2 separate regions of the Homo sapiens genome follow, and region 2 is linked to region 1. The links are chromatin contacts, found by Hi-C or POLR2A ChIA-PET in ENCODE. All regions are on one chromosome and are shown on one strand. Each heading gives the region's core, a stretch centred on a gene start or an enhancer-like site at or near the end of the contact. The rest is flanking DNA. Distances are from core to core; before and after follow the strand shown.

Region 1 (4,323 bases), core at 553-3,052:
AAGCACGCCCAGAAGAAATACATATATGACAATGTTGAAAACCAATGGCAGGAGTTTGATATGAATCAAGACGGCTTAATCTCCTGGGATGAGTACAGAAACGTGACTTATGGCACTTACCTGGGTAAGGGGCAAGATGTCAGCCTGGCAGGGACCGTGGTCTTGAGTCAAAGAAACAAATGGGTCACACAGTAAAGGAAAGGAAGCTTATCTTAAATAGTTCAATTCAGTGCTAAGCTGATTCCCTTTATTAATTTTAAATTTGTATATTATGTATTTTTAAATTTGTTTAATTTTTGTTTTCTGAAGTCTGGAAGTCTGGTATCTTCTACATTTTTAGCATTTTACATATATTTTACCATTTTTTCTTTATGTCATCCCTCATAGAGACAATTTTTGGAGTAGATTTCATTTAAAAGAATACATTGGGCTGGGTGCCGATAGCTCACGCCTATAAGCACTTTGGGATGCTGAGGCAGGAGGATTGCCTGGGCCCAGGAGTTTGAGACCAATCTGGGCAACATAGGGACACCCTGTCTCTACCAAAAAAAAAAAAAAAAATTTAAATTAGCCAAGCATGGTGGCACACACCTGTCCTAGATACTCAGGAGGCTAAGGTGGGAGGATCACTTAAGCCCAGGAGGTTGAGGCAGCTGCGAGCCATGATTGCACTGCTGCACACCAGCCTTGGGGACAGAGCGAGCTCTGTCCAAAAAAAAAAAAAAAAAAAAAAAAGAGGCTATGAGGCTACATACTTCCAACAGTGCAAAGCAAGGGGCTTTGAGATGTTTCTTGACATGGTCCCAGTAAAGTGTTGGACCTAAAATTCAAACCAAATTAGATTTCTTTATAACTGGTGAGAAGTCTTAATAAAATAGTTTTCCTTAATAAAATTTAACTATTTCAGTATGTCTGCTTACTGAAGTTTGGAAATGAAAATTTCCCATTTGTTTTCTCTGGCACATGAGTTTATCAGCCTGCTTTGCAAGTGCTTTAAGGCAAATAAATGTTAATTTGATTGCTTTTTGTTGATTTGATAGCTTGTATGCTTGGGCCACCTGTTAGTAATTTTCTTTTACTTGTAACACTTGCCTGCTGCTGAATACTAGGCAGTGAGTCTTATTGAGTTGATGATCCAGGGTGTTTTTATTTGTGAAATTCCTCTGTTGTACATGGTTACAGTTTAAGACAAGAATTGTATTAATATAAATGAATATAAATGGTACTTTCTCCATTTTAATCCTGGAAATTAGGCAACCTTCTGGGTTAAAGCAAGCGTTCTCCGCCACTGACTAACAGTGAGTGTATAATGGATCTGTTTCCCCACAGATAGCCAGCTGTCTGCATTAATTACAGGACTGCATGCATTTCTGGTGAAGAGACTTTTATTTCTGTGTCAGGCTTGTTCTCATTCCTAAGACTAAAGTGGCACTCTCTCTCAATGCTTGACACTTAGCCAAGAACCAAACATATCCTTCACCCAATTAAGAACACATGTATTAAACAGTCAGCACAGATGGAGAGGCATCCTGCTTCTTGCTCTGGCTGAGACCCAACACCTTCCTGATTTATTTGGAATTAATGATAAATACAAAGCAAAGAGTAGGCTATTGGTGATCTAAACAAAATGGTGTGTAAATAAATCTCAGCTCCGACCTAGGCACTCACTTGCTGCCCAGAATGATTCTTCGGTGCTGTGTATGATTATGTGCATAAAAATCTGTTGAGAGCTCTGTTGCCTCACAAGGCAGATGATTCAACGTAATGGGTATTTCTGCTGCCTGAGACTGCATAAGCTGAAGCACTGGCTGGGAAGCAATGTCTTTATAAGGCATCTTTCCCCAGAGGCATGAGGGTGGACAGCACTGAGGGGGTCATGAGTCGGCTTAGAGAAGTGAGGAGTTTTTGTTACTGTGTGTTCTTGATTCAATTTGGAGTTCAGGTATAAATCATCATAGCTCTTAGTTAAAATCTGTCTCAATGAATCCGCTATCCATGAGAGAAAGGTTAACACTGTCTCTGCCACAAGGAAAATATGAAATACTGAGATCTACCCTGCCTATAGCAAAACTAGATCAAGAGCCTACCTAAAGCTGTATACAGGCCAGCTAGGGCCAAAACTGGTGCTTAGGATAAATACAGCATTCCAAGCAGAGCTATAGGAAAATAGGTTTTGTCATTAAAAATAAAGTTTTGGACAGGCACAGTGGCTTATGCCTATAATCCTAGCATTTTGGGAGGCCGAGGCAGAAAGGTTGCTTGAGTCCGGGAATTCGCGACCAGCCAGGGCAACAAAGCCAGACCCCGTCTTTACAAAAAAAATATTAAAAATTAGCCAGGAGTGGTAATACTTGTCAGTAGTCCTAGCTACTTGGGAGGCCGAAGCAGGAGGATTGCTTGAGCCCCAGAGTCCAAGACTGCATTGAGCTATGATTGCATTGCACTCCAGCCTGGGCCACACAGAACAAGGACCTGACTATAAATTAAAAAAAAAAAAAATTGTATCTTCCTGTTTCCCTCCTTATATATATATGTGCATGTTGCTATTAGGCTATTTGAGTCCAGTCACCATTTTTACCTTTTACCCCAAGGAGGGGAGGAGAGCACTTATGTAAGAATCTAGTCTTAAAGTATAAGTTGTCTTGTTATGTTTCTTATTTATGTTACATAGTCCTGAAACCTTGTTTAGAAGAGACACTTTAGTATCTGAGAAAGGCTTGTTTGCCTTACGTTCTCCATCTCAACCTATTATGGCTTTGAGTGTGTGTGTGTGTGTGTGTGTGTGTGTGTGTGTACACAGGATCCCAAAGCCTTATGACTCGTTAAGCTGTCTGACTGAATTTTTGACACTCAATAAAAAATGAAGCTTCAAAATGCTCAACTCTCAAAATAGTACAGTAGTTTTGTTTTTGTTTCTTTAAACTGTGCTTAAAGTATGGAAAGACTGAACAATCTCAAAGGTCAGCAGTAATGATGTTATTCTTAAAGGGGCCCTGTGGGTCTTTTTTATAAAAGCAGTGTCATATCCTTTTTATGTAATCAATATGTTGCAGGAACAATAATTTCTTACCATTAATGTGGTGTCTTTTACTTTTTAAAATATCTTCATGTCTGTTATCTTAATTTGGTTTATACAGGAACGCAGATTGAAAAAGAATTTTATTTTCTGCAGTTAACGCCACATTTTTTCAGCTTAAAAAACTAAATTTCACTTTTCTATATTCTTATATAGAGACTAGATAACTGCTGCTTGTGTAGCTCGATGTCATAACAGATGGGTAGTTCCAAATTCAATTTGGTTGTAATCTAAGGGTTTTTTTTTTTGTATACCTTTGTCAAGTTATTATTGACATAAAGTGAACTGTATGTATTTAAGTGCATAATTGATGAGTTTTGACGTATGTATTTACCAGTGAAACCACCACTGCAATCACGATAATGAGCATATCCATTACCCCCCCAACATTTCCTCATGTCCCTTGGTAATCCTTCTCATTCTCGCCATTCCCCCGTCCCTAGGCAATCACTCATCTGTTTTCTGTGACTCTAAGTTAGTTTGCATTTTCTAGAATTTTACGTAAATGGGGATGAACAATACCTGTCACTCTTGGTAGATTTCTGCGTTGACTGAAAAAAAACAGAATGTGACCTTCAAAGTGGTGGCATTCTATTGCTTGAATCCAAGTGTCCATTATGTGAGGTAGAAGGCCTTTGATTTCTATCTTTTTAATGAGATCCTAATGTTTAATAAAAGTAGCAATAACTGACATTTGTTGAAAGCCAACTATGTGCCAGGCATTGTTCTAAGCACTTAGATATATTTTCTCATTTAAACCTTACAACAATCCTATGAAGCCGGCACCATTGCTAGCTCCATTTTACAGATAAAAGAGACCAAGACACAGGCCAAACAGCTAGAAAATGGTAGAGTTCAAACTCAGGCAGTATGGGACTTGAGAGCCACCACTGCCTTCCAGATGTAACTAGAAAATTCAAGCCTTCTAGTAGCCTTAATACCAATAGTGAAGCATAACAGTGAGTTACATAGTTCAGGAGCCAGAGTTCCATGTGAACTTGGAGCTGACTCTGAGATCTGATGCCTGGAGCTGTAGCCCAAAACTAAATGTCTTTGTACTGCTGCAGTTTTACCTGTGTCATCAATTATTTCTTCCTTGCATGGTTTTATCTTTATTGGAAATTGATTTCCCACCCCACACATTTTCATGTTTTCTGAAAGTCTTTTAAGATTTGACCTAAATTTTTGTTTTCTAGATGATCCAGATCCTGATGATGGATTTAACTATAAACAGATGATGGTTAGAG
Region 2 (4,367 bases), core at 130-2,629, 200 kb after region 1:
TTTGAGACCAGCCTGGCCAACATGGTGAAATCCATCTCCACTAAAAAGACAAAAATTAGCCGTGTGTGGTGGTGGGCACCTGTGATCCCAGCTACTCGGGAGGCTGAGGCTGGAGGATCGCTTGAACCCAGGGGGTGGAGGTTGCAGTGAGCTGAGATCACACCACCGCACTTCAGCCTGGGCGACAGAGCAAGACTCCGTCTCAAAAAAACGAAAAAGCTCCATGAATGTTAGAACTATAGTTATGTGCTACAATGATGTTTTGGTCAATGATGGACTGCATGTATGACAGTGATCCTATGAGTATAATAGAGATGAACAACTGCATGTTGCGTTACTCACATGCTTGTGGTGATGCTGGTATAAACAAACCTACTGCACTGCCAGTCATATAAAAGGACAACACAAACAATTATCTACAGTATACAATAATTGATCATAAGCAACTATATTACTGGGTTATGTATTTACTATACTACACTTTTTATCATTAATTTAGAGTATATTCCTTCTACTTACAAAAAAAAAAAATTTACTGTAAAACAGCCTCAGGCAGGTCCTTCGGGAGGGATTCCAGAAGAAGACATTGTTATCCTAGGAGATGGCAACTCCATGTGTGTTACTGCCCTTGAAGACCTTCTAAGTGGGACAAGATGTAAAAAGGTGGAAGACAGTGATATTGATGATCTTGACCCTGTGTAGGTCTAGGCTAATATGTGTTTGTGTCTTAGCTTTTAACAAAAAAGTTTAAAAGCTAAAAAAAAAAAATAAAGTAATTTTAAGAATAGAAAAAAGCTTATAAAGATATAAAGAAAAAATTTTTTAATGAGCTGTACAATTTGTGTTTTAAGCTAGGTGTTATTACAAAGGAGTCCAAGAGTTAAAAAAAATTTAGTTTATAAAGTAAAAAAGTTACAGTAAGCAAGAGTTAATTTATTATTATTATTATTATTATTATTTTGAGACAGAGTCTCACTCTGTCGCCCAGGCTGGAGTGCGGTGGCACAATCTCGGCCCACTGCAACCTCTGTCTCCCAGGTTCAAGCGATTCTCCAGCCTCAGCCTCCTGAGTAGCTGGGATTACAAGTGCCCACCACCACGCCTGGCTAATTTTTTAAATTTTTAGTAGAGATGGGGTTTCACCATGTTGGCCAGGCTGGTCTCAAACTCCTGACCTCAAGTGATCTGCCTGCCTCGGCCTCCCAAAGTGCTGGGATTACAGGCATGAGCCACCGCGCCTGGCCAAGGGTTAATTTATTATTGATGAAAAAAATTTTTTTATAAATTTAGTGTAGCCTAAGTATACAGTATCTATAAAAAGTCTACAGTAGTATACGGTAATGTCCTAGGCCGCCTATTCACTCACCACTCACTCACTGACTCACCTAGAACAACTTCCAGTTCTGCAAGTTCCATTCATGGTAAGTGCCCTCATACAGGTATACCTTTTTTTTTCTCTTTTATACTGTATTTTTACTGTACCTTTTCTATGTTTAGATATGTTTGGATATACAAATTCTTACCATTGTGTTACAATTGCCTACAGTATTCAGTACAGTAACCTGCTATACAGGTTTGTAGCCTAGGAGCAATAGGCTACACTATATAGACCAGGTGTCCGGTAGGCTATACCATCTAGGTTTGTAGAAGTATACTCCATGACGTTTGCACAACAACTAAACCACCTAATGACACATTTCTTGGAACATATCCCCATCATTAAGTAACACATGACTGTATTTTCTGTCTCGGTCCTTCTGACGTTTGATATTTCTTAGCTTTCTATTTATTTACTTTTTTAACTGCCAGTATTTTTTAGATTCTGTTTTCTGGCTTCTAGTCCCCAAATTCCTATCCTTCCACCATATTTCTGAAAGCTTTTATGGTCACTATTTCTCGAGCCCCATAAGATTACTAGAGGAGTGCTGAGAAATGAGATCCTTTTGATCCGATGACCTGGTAGGTAACAGAAAATAATGAAACTCTGATGACTTGACTAGGGATTCAACCCCTTACTGGCCTCTAATTCCAGTATCAATGCTTCCCATGTTCAACACCTTTTGGCTTTGAAGAGCCCCAGGCAAGTGACAAGTAGTCATAGAATAAACACCAAGATGGAGAAATGGAAATGATGGCAGGGTTTCTTCTAGTCCCAATTGGTCTTAGTTAATGATAGGTTCATCTGGCATTTGGAAAGCAAGAATGTTATTTTAGACTGAAACGTCCCAGCTTTCTTCAAGTTGACCAACTAAAAAAGCTAGGGAATTGGCCAGGCGCGGTGGCTCACACCTGTAATCCCAGCACTTTGGGAGGCCGAGGCGGATGGATCATGAGGTCAGGAGATCGAGACCATCCTGGCTAACAAGGTGAAACCCCGTCTCTACTAAAAATACAAAAAATTAGCCGGGCGCGGTGGCGGGTGCCTGTAGTCCCAGCTACTCGGGAGGCTGAGGCAGGAGAATGGCGTGAACCCGGGAAGTGGAGCTTGCAGTGAGCCGAGATTGCGCCACTGCAGTCCGCAGTCCGGCCTGGGCGACAGAGCGAGACTCCGTCTCAAAAAAAAAAAAAAAAAAAAGCTAGGGAATTAATTACCAGTACCATGTGAAAAGCAGGCTTGGACTTGCTGAAATGAAACTAAACCAGTTCACCCTCTCTGCCAGAATGGCAAACAAAGTAGCATGTTGAGGCAGGTGTTACGGACCTTAAAATCAAAAGGGAGACTGAGTCATGCATGGGACAGAAAGTTCAAGGGCTTTCTGTCTTGTCTACTACAGGCATTCTAGAGGAAGAGAATTACTAAGAGGGGATGAGCAATCTCAAGTCCTTTCTCTAGCACCTCTACATTAGCTCTTACTTCTGTTCATTTCCCACCACTATGTTACATATGTTACAGCCTGCTATAGGAAGAGCTGCAAAACTTGTTTAGCAATGGAAGATCAAGTAGGTCAGGTTGGTGGTGCACCTTATTTTCCCATATCACAGGACAAAGATAACAGGTTTTTTTTTTCCCCCACAGCACTGCTTTACTTAGGTCTCTTTTCCTTGCCCCAAGATTTATCCTAAATTAGGAAAGGATATCTATGACCTTGATTTCAGACTTACCATATTATTTTATCTGTCATATATTAGTCCCACTGAGGGAAAGAGGGCTTGACAAAGACTTATTCTACAATGTGTGGGATTCCAGAATGTGTGGGTGGCTGCCTTAGAGTCAACAGGAGACATGCCCCAGCTAGTTTTGCAAGTACATAATGACATTCTAGAAGTTTCTCCTCCAAGGAGAAAGGAGTTAACATTCACTGATCACATACTATGTGCAAGATCTTCTTTAGATTTCCATTTGGTATCTCATAATAACCTTATGAGACTGGTAGTACTAACCCTATTTCACTTGATAAATAAACTGAAGTTCAAAGTAATAGGGTATGTGGCAAGATTCAAACCAACATACTTGACTCCAAACCCCATCTTTGGAGGGTTTCCCCTAGGTTCCCATTTGCTTTAGGAAAATTAGAGCCAATACGATCCTGCCCTTATACTGTAACCAGCACTGAATGGAATAATGCAAAACAGAAGCAGAGAGAAGCAACTACTACACTTCTTTCCCCTGAAACAGCTTGTAGACAGAATACTACTTCTACTGAGAAGATTCATAGTAAAAGCAATCAAAGAATTTTTAAGGTCACCCCAGTCAATATATGCCTACCCAGTGGAGGGGAAATCCCCACTTCTGGCAAAATGTGTCATGAAGGGTCACATGCTATTTTTCAGTCATGCATGTCACTTGATCTATGGCTAAAAGTGAGTTATTTCTGGGGCATACTGGGCTTACTACTTAAGCCACTTAGTGAACTATAAAATAATAGCATTCCATGGTTTGGGATTTTAACATTAACAAAATTGCTGGAGACATTCCAGAAGATGAGAAAGTAAACTATTTTGGAAAGTGACATTAAGAAATCAATTCTGAGAAAAGACAACTAGCTCTTGTACCACTGCTTAAAGTTCATTTTCTTTCCCTTCTATATCTGATTTTACCCATAAAAGTGTAATTTATGCTCATAAAAAAGTGCACATAGTGCAGAAAGTTATGAAACGAAAAGAAAAGCCTCCCTTCCCCTCCTAGTCTCACTTATATATCTTTCTGAAAACTTACTGTGCAGAAAGTAGCCTCTGTGTATGTGTATAATTTATAATAAAACAGCTCTTTAAAGTACAAGTTGGTTCGTTTACAATAGCATAAAAAAAACTTATGAAAAAATTTAACCAAGGAGGTGAAAAACTTATACACTGAAAACTACAAAATGTAGCTGAAAGAAATTAAAGACACCAATAAATGGAACAATATACTGTATTTGTCGATTTGG

The links. A loop is a pair of places that touch in the nucleus more often than their neighbours do. ChIA-PET counts read pairs that join two places held with the same protein, here RNA polymerase II (POLR2A). Pooled maps may share reads with other maps.
Region 2: a loop to region 1 is called in a map of PC-9, with 2.8 times the contacts of the local background. The contact joins two enhancer-like sites. A Hi-C loop is called at or near these places in 1 of 168 maps with a recorded cell type or tissue (PC-9) and 2 of 50 pooled maps. POLR2A ChIA-PET finds 5 or more read pairs at or near these places in 2 of 52 experiments (Caco-2 and OCI-LY7).

What each region holds. Positions count from the first base shown.
Region 1 is chr7:128,754,599-128,758,921 of GRCh38, forward strand. It overlaps CALU (calumenin), which reads left to right. Exons shown (of 7, transcript NM_001219.5): 4 at 4,273-4,323. Among named protein-coding and RNA genes, the nearest start is that of CALU, 17 kb to the left of the region's middle. Within about 2 kb of position 1,803, at least 6 of the 41 ENCODE cell types and tissues checked have a DNase peak (open chromatin) inside an H3K27ac peak, as active enhancers do.
Region 2 is chr7:128,959,817-128,964,183 of GRCh38, forward strand. The region is part of intron 21 of TNPO3 (transportin 3); the gene reads right to left. Among named protein-coding and RNA genes, the nearest start is that of IRF5, 24 kb to the left of the region's middle. RefSeq lists enhancers at 3,218-3,327, 3,448-3,747. Within about 2 kb of position 1,380, at least 3 of the 41 ENCODE cell types and tissues checked have a DNase peak (open chromatin) inside an H3K27ac peak, as active enhancers do.